Linked DNA regions of Homo sapiens: region 1 is linked to region 2. Evidence: chromatin loops called from intact Hi-C (ENCODE). Cell type or tissue: PC-3. All regions are shown on one strand. Each heading gives the region's core, and the rest is flanking DNA. Links, peaks and the distances in the headings are about the cores only.

What was found. Peaks named below come from ENCODE experiments on the same cell type or tissue, not always from the same donor. Only the 100,000 strongest peaks of a DNase experiment are listed, where the experiment ranks them.
Region 1: it touches region 2 in a loop (4-fold over the local background); 2 of 110 quality-filtered maps call a loop at or near these places.

What each region holds. Positions count from the first base shown.
Region 1 is chr4:123,093,196-123,098,583 of GRCh38, forward strand. All of the region lies in intron 14 of AFG2A (AAA ATPase AFG2A), which reads left to right. Among named protein-coding and RNA genes, the nearest start is that of AFG2A, 170 kb to the left of the region's middle. In PC-3, for the core only: a CTCF peak has its summit at 3,021; no DNase peak of the experiment used is centred there.
Region 2 is chr4:122,965,930-122,971,317 of GRCh38, forward strand. All of the region lies in intron 9 of AFG2A (AAA ATPase AFG2A), which reads left to right. Among named protein-coding and RNA genes, the nearest start is that of AFG2A, 46 kb to the left of the region's middle. In PC-3, for the core only: no CTCF peak of the experiment used is centred there; a DNase peak (open chromatin) is centred at 2,652; H3K4me3 peaks cover 825 bases; H3K27ac peaks cover 963 bases.

The sequences.
Region 1 (5,388 bases), core at 239-5,238, 130 kb after region 2:
TTTTATTGATTGGTACTGCCCGTTGTGGTGCAGGGCTAACTCATAAGCAGTGCACCCAGAGTTGGCAAGGTGTGGGCTTTTGGCAACTGTATTTATACTCACTTATGCCCACTTTCATTTACATGCAAATTAAAGGGTGAGTTAACACAAATTGATTCTATGAAAGGGTAACTTCTGGGTCACTGCCATGGAAACGGGTGGTAACTTTTGAGTCATTGCCATGACATTTGTCAACTGCCATGGTTCTGGTGGCAGTGTCTTAGGCCAATGAGCATTGAGCGCAGCTAGAGATCGCTTTTGTTGCCATCTGCTGGCTTTGGCCAGTTTCTTCACTTTGCCCCATGTGGACTAGATCCTGTTTTGTTCAGCAGAGTTTTTCACCAGAAAACAAGTCTTGTTGGTCTCCTACCTTATTCCCCCCTCAGAGATTAGAAACTCCTCCTTAATCTTAAAGGGCTGCAGATGGGCACAGGTCTATCTTCTGTAAGTGCTTTCTGCTGATTTTATAAACATAGGCTCTGCCTAGCATGGGAGGAGTAAAAATCTCTGGATACCTGATCTAAGGAGCCCAACAGCAGGATATTTTCATTTTCTGGGTCAGAAGATAAGATGAGTTGGAAGCCTTGTGCCAGCATCATCTTTATGTTGACTTTAGAAGATACAAACTTTAGTAGGAGGTTAAACAAGAAAATTACAATTATAAGGAAGAGAAAACTTAATGCTCCTATGCCCACCCACAGCATCACATTATTTATCTGTGTGTTTGTGAAATAATAGCTTTAAGTCTTCTAGAGGTTTGTAAGTTATGGTGTCTTCCTCTTATGCCTGCAGCGACTTACAAGAAACAGGTTTAATCCTGGACAGCTGTATCCAGCTAGTGATTCTCTAATGTTTGACAGCAGTGGAGGTCCTTAACAATACCTGATAGGGGTCCTTCCATTTTGGGTTGTAATTGATCATCAGGGGATCTTTCTTTTTAAGTTCTTAGTAAGACTAAGTCTGGTTAAACAGAGGAACTATTTTTTTCTTTGTGGGAAACGGCAACACTTTATTTTCATAATTTTGAAAGGCCTTTTGAACCTGGCCTAAATTCCAAGAGCCGGGGTGGCATAGTGAAGTCTGTCCAACCCCCTATTTCCCATCATGGCTTGAATTAGTTTTTTAGGTTTCTGTAGGATTTCCTTTGGCCGGGGAACGTGTAAGTCAAAAGACTTATAGCCAATTAAACATTTTAGGCCAGAGAGGAATGGAGGTGGCTTAAAACATTTTAAGCAATATAGGAGTCAAATATTAAAAGCCAAAAATAAGATTATATATCAAGAAAAACCAAGAGCATCAAATCAAGCTATACTGGGGGAAAAGTGTTCCTGTAGATCTCTAAGGCAAAACACTCTAGTATCAGGCCATAACAGCAGTCAGAACCAGAGGAGAAACAAGTTACAGGAGCTGACAAAAAAGCTAAAGGAAAGAGTTACACAAATCTGAGAAGCTTTCAAAAGAAATAAATCACAGAATTGAAAAAGCAAAAATTCTGGTAAGTTAGCAAATTAATACCTTAAGAAAAGCTGGCTCTAACACCTAGACCATTTTCTAGAAAGTCTACCACGAACAGTTTTCCTTCAGTCACAGCCAGCTTAATCACACACAAAACTCCCCTCACAAATTCCCTTTCACAAACCCCATTATCACCCACACAGACCATCCATGACATGTCTGGACCTTGTGACCTGTCCTACACCATCTCCCTCTCAAACAACCAGTTACTTTACTCTAGGACAAGAATCCACCATGCAAGGTCCCTCATACAAAATCACTTTCTTTATATCCCTCCCCACAAAAAAAAAAAAATATATATATATATATATATATATGTGTGTGTGTGTGTGTATATATATATATATATATCTTTTATCCACACTTTCCTCACATCCCTCTTTTTATTCATTGATTCCCTCTTATTTTGAACCATGGCCTAAATGTGCTGTATATATTCTGTAGTTATGGTGGGGAAAGTGCCTTCAGTATTTAGTGATAATTATAAAAAAGTTTAATATTTAATTCATTTCTCTTTCAGGTAGAACTCCCTGTGGAACATGAATTTTTTTTAACTATACTTTTGTTACTACTCAGATGATATATACTGTATCAAAAGTGTATGTCCTTGTCAAGTTCTCTAAAGTTTGTGAAATACAAGAGAATATGCAGTAAAATTTTAAGTCTGTTTCCTTTCCAGATACTTTTTCTCTGAAGAACTACTGTGGAACATTACTTATATTGTTTAATAGTACTATAAAGTTGTTTCCACACTTGTATGATTAGCACGTAATGTTCAAACTGTGCCATGAATGTGCTGGTAGAAACAAAACAGTTTTAAGGACAATTAAAACAACAACATCCTGTTATGAAGTAAAGACACAGTTTTTACCATCTTTATTGTCTGGAAGAAACTGTAGTAGGAATAAAAGAGGCGACGAAGAGTTAAAGTACATTTTATGTTTTTAGGCTAAAACTGATTAAAAAAAAAGATCATTGTAGGGTCAAAGAAATTGATATATATAGTGTAATTTTGGCTACATTAAATCCAGGCATTTGGCCTTTTAAATTAGCTAGCATATTTTACAATCTTGTTGCCTCTTACCCCACAACCTCTATGTTATGATGATTTTAGGTTAGTATGTTAAAACAAGGAGAATTCCTGGACTGTCACAGGAGTGAAATTGATATCATTATGTTACCCATGTGTTGTGCATATTTAGTGTCTCTTTTTGACAGTATTTCAGTTTCATGTCTTCTGGGGAGACTAAAGCCAAAGTTTCTTGGGGATTCTGGTGTTTTAGCAAAGACAGTGAGACACATAGCTCAAGAACTGCGTTATTTTACTCCTTGCTATGTCACATTTACATGTCAGACTCATTTGCTGTGATGTAGCACACTAGGCTGGTGAAATAATTGCTTGTGATGTCCCTAAGTCCCCGAGGCTTTTTTCTACCTCCTGCTTAGATAGTGAAGAGAAGTTGAAGTTGAGTCCTCTAGTGTTCATTTTGCGTAAGAGTGATAGGATGCGGTAGGACAGATGAAGATTAATGAGATTGTGTGATATCAAGTAGGCTCATTGTCTTTAGATTGATTGCTGATGGTCTGGATTTGCTTAGCATCAGGAGAGTTTAGAAACAAACAACTAATTTATTAATGATGCCCAAATAATAGTTAAATGCCCAAACTTTTGGAATTTATGTTGTTCATTGTTAACAACTGCTGTGTGGCCCCTTTAGAAGTGTCCAGTCCATGACATTTTATACATTTGTGTTGAATCTTAAGGAAAACATGATCATGTCTTCTTTCTCGGGTGATAAGCATGCCTCAAAATAGTTTTAATTCTGTGAATATCTTTGAATTCAGTTTATTTGGGTACTTTTAGTACGGATACCTACTATATAACAAGCTCCTAATAAGAACTATTAAATTATAAGCATTATCCCTAGCGTATAAACCTAGTTTTCTTGTAGTAGGAAATTTGAAGGACTTCAAAAATTTTACTTTAAGCCATCTATGGAAAAGATTGCCCAATTGAGAAAAATTGTGAAAGATATGTAGAAGTCTTAAATAATTTTGGTTTCAGGATTATTTTCTATTGTTGTGTTAGACTCATGGAGGTAGTAAATTGGCATTAATTTTCCTTACAGTTTTTCTGGAAGAGGAAATGTGCTTAATGAGCTAAATAAGACATAACATTTTGTTTTCTTACATTGTTGCAAATTGAAGTTGGGTTTTGTTGTTTGTTTGTTTTGAGATGCAGGTCTGGCTGTTTTGCCAGGCTGAAGTGCAGTGTCTATTCACAGATCATTAAGTTGTGCAGCCTTAAACCTTTGGACTCAAGCAATCTCCTGCCTCAGCCTCCCAAGTAGCTAAGATTATAGGTGTGCACCACAGCATCCAGCTTAAAATTTAGTTTTCTAGAAAGTTTTATGACATGGGGAAAAGTTAATTAACAATATTTAGGAATGTCCACAAATAAAAAGCTAAATATACGTATCTTTCGATATTCAAATGACTAGTATTCCAAAAATACCCTCAGAAGAAAGGCTACAAATGTTTCTTCATTCTCCATTTTTCCTAGTTATAACTATTGCTCTTCTAATATTACTCTTCTTAGCTAAGTCAGAACTAAAAAAAAAAAGCTGCAAGGACTAATTGACATTAATAGTTCAAATGAATCATAATTCTTTACTTTCCCAAAAGTATTTAAGGAATGGATGCCTATTAATCTTTCACATTGTTTATCAAAATGATGTGAATAGTCTTTGGTGAGCCATATTAAGATTAAAGCTGGAAAGCGTCCTGTACGGTTGTTTTCCAATTTCAGCTTTGCCATCTTTACACAAGACTCTCATAAGTGTTTTTGTTATTGTTGCTGGATTCTTCTTTTGTTTGTTTTTAAAACTCCAGGTGTTTTAACTTCTATGACAGTTATTATTCTTATCTTCTATGGCAGCCCCTTCCAAGTTTTGGCTTTGGGGATAGAGAATTGGGAGAGATCAGAGAAGAGAGACTGGTGAGAGGTTGTATGCATATGTGGGTCTTACTTCATTTCGATGTTCATAAGATAAAGACGCTTTATCTCAAGGGTTGGCAGACCATGGCCTTTAGGCCAAACGTGACCCACCAACTGGTTTTGCATATCCCATTGTCTAAGAATAGTGTTTACATATTTAAATGATTAGGAAAATACTTTAAAAGTGGTTTTTTGTGACATATGAAAATTATATGAAATTCAGCTTTCAGTCCTCATAAATAAAGCTTTATTAGAACACATCCACACTAATTTGATTATGTTTTGTCTGTTACTCCTTTTGCACTACTGTAGTAGAGTAGTTACAGTACAGACTTATGGCCTATAAAGCCTAAATTATATACTCTAGACCTTTGCAGAAAAAGTTTCCTGACTCTTGATTTGTCCTTGTAAGTTTTTAGAAGATTAGTAGCCTTTAATGTCTGTTGTTCATATATGAACCTCACGTTTTTGTTTCTTTTTAAAAAAGATTATTTTAATTGACATAAAAATTGTATCTGTTTATAGAGTACAACATGTTGTTTTGATAATTGTGTATTCATTGTGGAATGGCTAGATCAAGCTATTTAACATGTGCATTACTTCACATACTTCTTATTTTTTTGTGATGAGGACACTTAAAACCAACTCTCTTAGTAATTTTTAAGTATACAATATATTGTTAACGATAGTCACCCTACAGTACAATAGACCTCTTGAACTTATTTCTCCTGTTTAACTGAAGGTTTGTATCCTTTGACCAATATCTTCCCAACTCCCTTAGACCTCCAGGCCCTGATAACCACCATTCTACTTTCTGCTTTTGTGAGTTCAACTTT
Region 2 (5,388 bases), core at 156-5,155:
ATTTTAATCTTTTCATTTAATAAATGAGGTAACTGATGGCCAAAAGGGCTAAGTCTTATTTAAAGTTGTGCCTGAGCTAGTTAATGGCAGACCTAGAGCCATGGAGGATTGGTTGCATTAGTATTATAGCTCCAAGGATCTTTAATTTCTGTAAGCTCTTGATAATATATTTAACATTTAATTCATACAAATTCTGTTTTTCAACTTACATGTTATTTTCAAGAATAGCATTTGTTGTGTAAAATAGGATACGTTTATATAGAGTCCAGAATCAATACTTCAGAGTGGGAAAGAATCTGAAGGCCTGTGGCAGGGGTCTCCAGGATCTCTTACGTTTTTATAGCTTTTGCAAATCAGTAAACTTACCTATTGTTCTTTTCTCCTTTCTAACAATCCACCATACTTTATATCCTCACATACCTACAAACGAAGTAATAGAGTTGGATGTAGGTTTATTTAAACATGTTCTTTCATATGTATAAGACTGAACTCTGGAGACTTAGGATTTTATCTTTTATTATTCTATAGGGCCTCCTAATCTCTAAAGTGCTATGCTCATTCTTGTCTCTATTTATATGCTGTTCCCCCTGCTTGGAATAGTCGGCTGCCTCTTTGGCCCCAATTCCTATTTTATCAGGTTAACATCGATTCACTTTTCAGGGCTAATTACTTGAACTTAGATATATGTTTCAGTTTTTCATTTGTGAAATAAAGGAATGTACTAAATGATTTCTGTGAGAGTCATTAGGTAAACTAATCCTTCCTGAAACTGAGTTCGATGTTCCTGACGTGTTTTTGTGCCACTTTGTTCTTTCCATGTCACAGTACTTGGCATAGTTTATAATAACTACGCGTTATGATGTATCTCTCCTATTAGACTGTTAGCTGTGAGAGATTGATTTGCCTTCTTGTGTACCCTCATATGTAAGAGCTCAGTACAATTGTTTAATGAAGTAATTATGTCTAGGAGGTTCTTGTTGAATATTTTGAGTGAATAGATGAGTTAATATTGAAAAGAGTGCCCATGAAAGAGTAACTCCTGTGGTCAATGAATATATCTTCTCAGTGGCTTTATGATATAATAATACTTTAATTGCTTTCCTTTAACATGAATTGTAACTGAATTGGCAAGAAATACAAGAACAGGGGTTCCATTACTGAGAACTATTTTTAAAAAATATTTTCAAAACCAGTTCGGTGCAGTGGCTCACACCTGCAATCCTAGCACTTTGGGAGGCCAGGCCAGGAGAATAATTTGAGGCCAGGAGTTTGAGACCAGCCTGGGCAATGTAGCAAGGCTCTGTCTCTAAGAGAAATAAAATTAGCCGGTGGTGGTAGTGTGTGTCTGTAGTCCTAGCTACTTGGGAGGCTGAAGTGGGAGGATTGCTTGAGTCTAGGAGTTGAGGCTGCAGTCAGCTATGATTGTACCACTGCACTCCAGCCTGGGTAATAGAGCAAGACCTTGTCTCTTAAAAAAAAAATCAGAGTAACGGCATGTAAAAAATGCTGTTCTCTCTCCTCAAGTTTTGTTTTTCTTCTTTAGTCACCCTGCCTTTCATACCAACCATATTCGTTTGTATAAAATATTCTGGCAAATCAAAACTCTTTGTGAATACTTTAAATCATATAATCTATATTTTGTATTCTAGTATATTTTGCACACTAGTCAGCTTATAAATATGTCCTGCAATGATTCTGAGCCTGATCAGGATTTCTGTATAGAAAATTCCCAAAACTGTTTTTATTATTTTTTTAAAGAGGTAGGGTCTTGCAGTATTGCCGAGACTGGTCTTAAACTCGTGGCCTCAAGTGATCCTCCCACCTTGGCCTCCTGAAGTGCTGGGATTATAGGTGTGAGTCACTGCATTCAGCCCCAAAACCTTTTTTATGGATTTATTTTCCTAGATCATCATGTTTTTAATTATTCTGATTAGAAAGTACTCTAAATAAAGATATTTTCCTGTTTTAGTAATAAAATATTAAGGAATAAACTTCATTGTATATGTACATATGGATACTTAGAACTGAGTTTTTTCATTTTATTAAAATTTTTTTAAATTAATAGACTTTTTTTAGAGCAGTTTTAGGTTTACAGAAGAATAAAGCAGAAAGTACAGATAATTTCCATGTAACTTCCCTTTTTTCCAGCTTCTCCCATTATTACTGTCTTGAGTTAGTGTGGTACCTTTGTTATAATTGATGAGCTAATATTGATACAATGATATTTCATTTTAAACTGCAGTTTATAATTTCTAAAACTACCATCCCTCAATGTTATTTAAACCAGCTCTGTGTTGTTGCTTTATTTATAGTTTTTTTTTACTTGCGCCACACTTTTTACATACTTTTTTAAAATAAACTTCTTTCTCAATGTATTGCATGTATACATAAGAGAGCATAAGCTAAAATATCCATGTGTTTTCCAAAGTGAACACACTTGTGTAACCACCACTCAGATCAAGATACAGAGCATTACTAGCTTCCTGGTACCTCTCTCAGACCCTTTCCCAGCCCTACATGCTCACCTCAACCCAAAAGGCAACCACTCTCCTGGCTTCGAATGCCATAGATCAGTTTTGCCTGTTTTGCCTTCTCTTCTTTCACTTGTTTTATGGTTTGGGAGCTTCATCATTTTATTCTGCATAGCAGGAGTTCATTTTTATTGCTGAATTCGATTGTTTAAGTATTATGAGTAATGCCATGAACATTCTTGCACATGCCTTTTGCTGCACAAATGTATGCATTTCTGTCTATTATTTGTCTAAGAGTGGAATTATTGGGTTATAGGATTCTTGTTACTAAATACTGCCAAAACGTTTTTGTAGTGATTTTACCAATTTACCTTTCTACCTGTTGTGCGTGAAAATTCCAGTTTCTTCTCGTGGGTGCTGACATGGAGTTTATAGCAGTATTTCATTGTGGTTTTAGTTCCCTGATGACTGAGTCTGAGTACTTTTTATATTTGAATTGACCATTTAGATGTCTTTCTTTGTGATGTGCCTGTCAAGTATCTATTCAATTTTTCTGTAGGGTTACTTTTTAAAAATATATTGATTTGTGGAAGTTATTAATATAGCTTAGTTGTGAGACCTTTGTTAGATATATGTATTTTAAATATCTTCTACTCTGTGGCTTACATTTTTATTCTCTGTAGTATCTTTTTGAGGAACAGAAAGTTTATAATTATATATTTATTATAATATATATTGATATAAAGGATCCAGTTCATCAGTCTTTTTCTTCGTGGCTGGTGATTTTTGTAGCTAGCTTAAGAAATCTTGGTCAAATCTACTGTTAGGTATATTTTCTCTTACCTTCTTGATGCTTTTATTGTTTTTCCTTTCATGTTGCTATCTTTAATTGCTTCACTTTTTTTCATATAGATGTGTTATACCAGTTATTGAAATGACCATCAATTTCTGCCTTGCTTCTGTGTTACCTTTGTTGTACATAAATCAAGGGTTTGTGTTCATTTTAGATTCTCTGCTCTGCCTCAATGGTCTTTTATCCTTGTCCACAATACTGAAATGTCTTCAATACTTTCAGCCTTATAAAAAGTCATAATTTCTGGAGGGTAAGTGATATTTTTTTAAAAAAATGGTCATCAAAATTTTCTTGACTATTGTTGGCACTTTGCATTCCCATAGAAGTTTTAAAATCAATGTGTCGGGTTCTTCCTTCTCCCCACCCAGTAAACTGGCTTGCATTTTGATTGGAATTATTAAGTCTTTCAATCAATTTGGAGAGATTTGGGAAGTTAATACCTTGTAATCCATGAACTTCTTAGATTCCTTCATTTTATTTTAGATTTTCCTTAATTTCCCTCCAGGTAGTTTGGTAGTTTTATGTGAAAAGTCTTGCATACTGTTAATTAGATTTATTCTTAGGTACTTTGGTTTTTTGAATGCACTTATGAATGGCATTTTGTAAAGTTTCACTTGTAATTATTTTATGTTAGTATAGTCACGGACTGCATAACGATGTTTTAGTCAAGGATGAATGGTATATACTACAGTGGCTCTGTAAGATTATAATGGAGCTGAAAAATTCCTATCATCCAGTGACATCATAACCATTGTAAAGTAGTAGTGTAATTAGTATTATTATTTTTAAATTTGGTGTAGCCTAAGTGGATAGTGTTTACAGTAGAGTATAGTAATGTCCTGGGCCTTCACATTTGCTCAGCACATACTCACTGACTTACCCAGAGCAACTTCCAGTCCTATAAGCCTCATTCATGGTAAGTGCCCACACAGGTATAACATTTTTTAATCTTTTATACTATATTTTTACTGTACCTTTTCTTTTTCTATGTTTAGATACACAAATACTTACCATTGTGTTATAGTTACCTATGGTACTGAGTATAGTAACATGCCTTACAGGTTTGTAGCCTTGCTGTATAGTAGGCCATACCATCTAGATTTTCATAAGTAGACTCTTTGATGTTTGCACAATGATAAAATCACATAAAGACACATCTCTCAGAATGTATCCCTGTCATTAAGCAATGCATGGCTGTATCTAGAAAAAGTAAAAAAAAAATTTTTTTTTTTTTTTGAGACGGAATCTCACTTTGTCACCCAGGCTGGAGTGCAGTGGCACGATCTTTGTAAATCTTTTATACTGTATTTTTACTGTACCTTTTCTTTTTCTATGTTTAGGTATACAAATACCATTGTGTTACGGTTACCTACAGTATTGAGTATAGTAACTTGCTGCACAGGTTTGTAGCTTAGAAGCAATAGGCTATACCATATAGCCTAGATGTATAGTAGGCCATACCATCTAGATTTGTATAAGTATACTCTATAATGTTTGCACAATGACAAAATCGCATAAAGACACATCTCTTAGAACGTATCCCTGTCATTAAGCAACGCATGTCTGTATCTAGAAGAAGTAAAAAAAAATTTTTTTTTGAGACGGAGTCTTGCTTTGTCACCCAGGCTGGAGTGCAGTGGCACTATCTCAGCTCACTGCAACCTCTGCCTCCCGGGTTCAAGCAATTCTTGTGCCTCAGCCTCCCAAGTAGCTTAGTAGAGACAGGGTTTCACTATGTTGGCAAGGCTGGTCATGAACTCCTGACCTCAAGTGATCCACTTGCTTTGGCCTCCCAATAGAAAAAGTAATTTTTTTTGTATTGACTGTGTCTACCTACCTTGCCAAATGCACTTATTAATTTTAATAGTGTGGGCCAGGCACAGTGGCTTATACCTATAACTCCAGCACATTGGGAGGCCAAGGTGGGAGGATCCCTTAAGCCCAGGAGCTTGAGACGAGCCTGGGCAACATAGTGGGACACCATCTCTACAGAAAATTTACAGAATAGCTGAGCGTGGTGGTATGCACCTGTAGTCCCAGCTACTTGTGAGGCTGAGGTAGGAG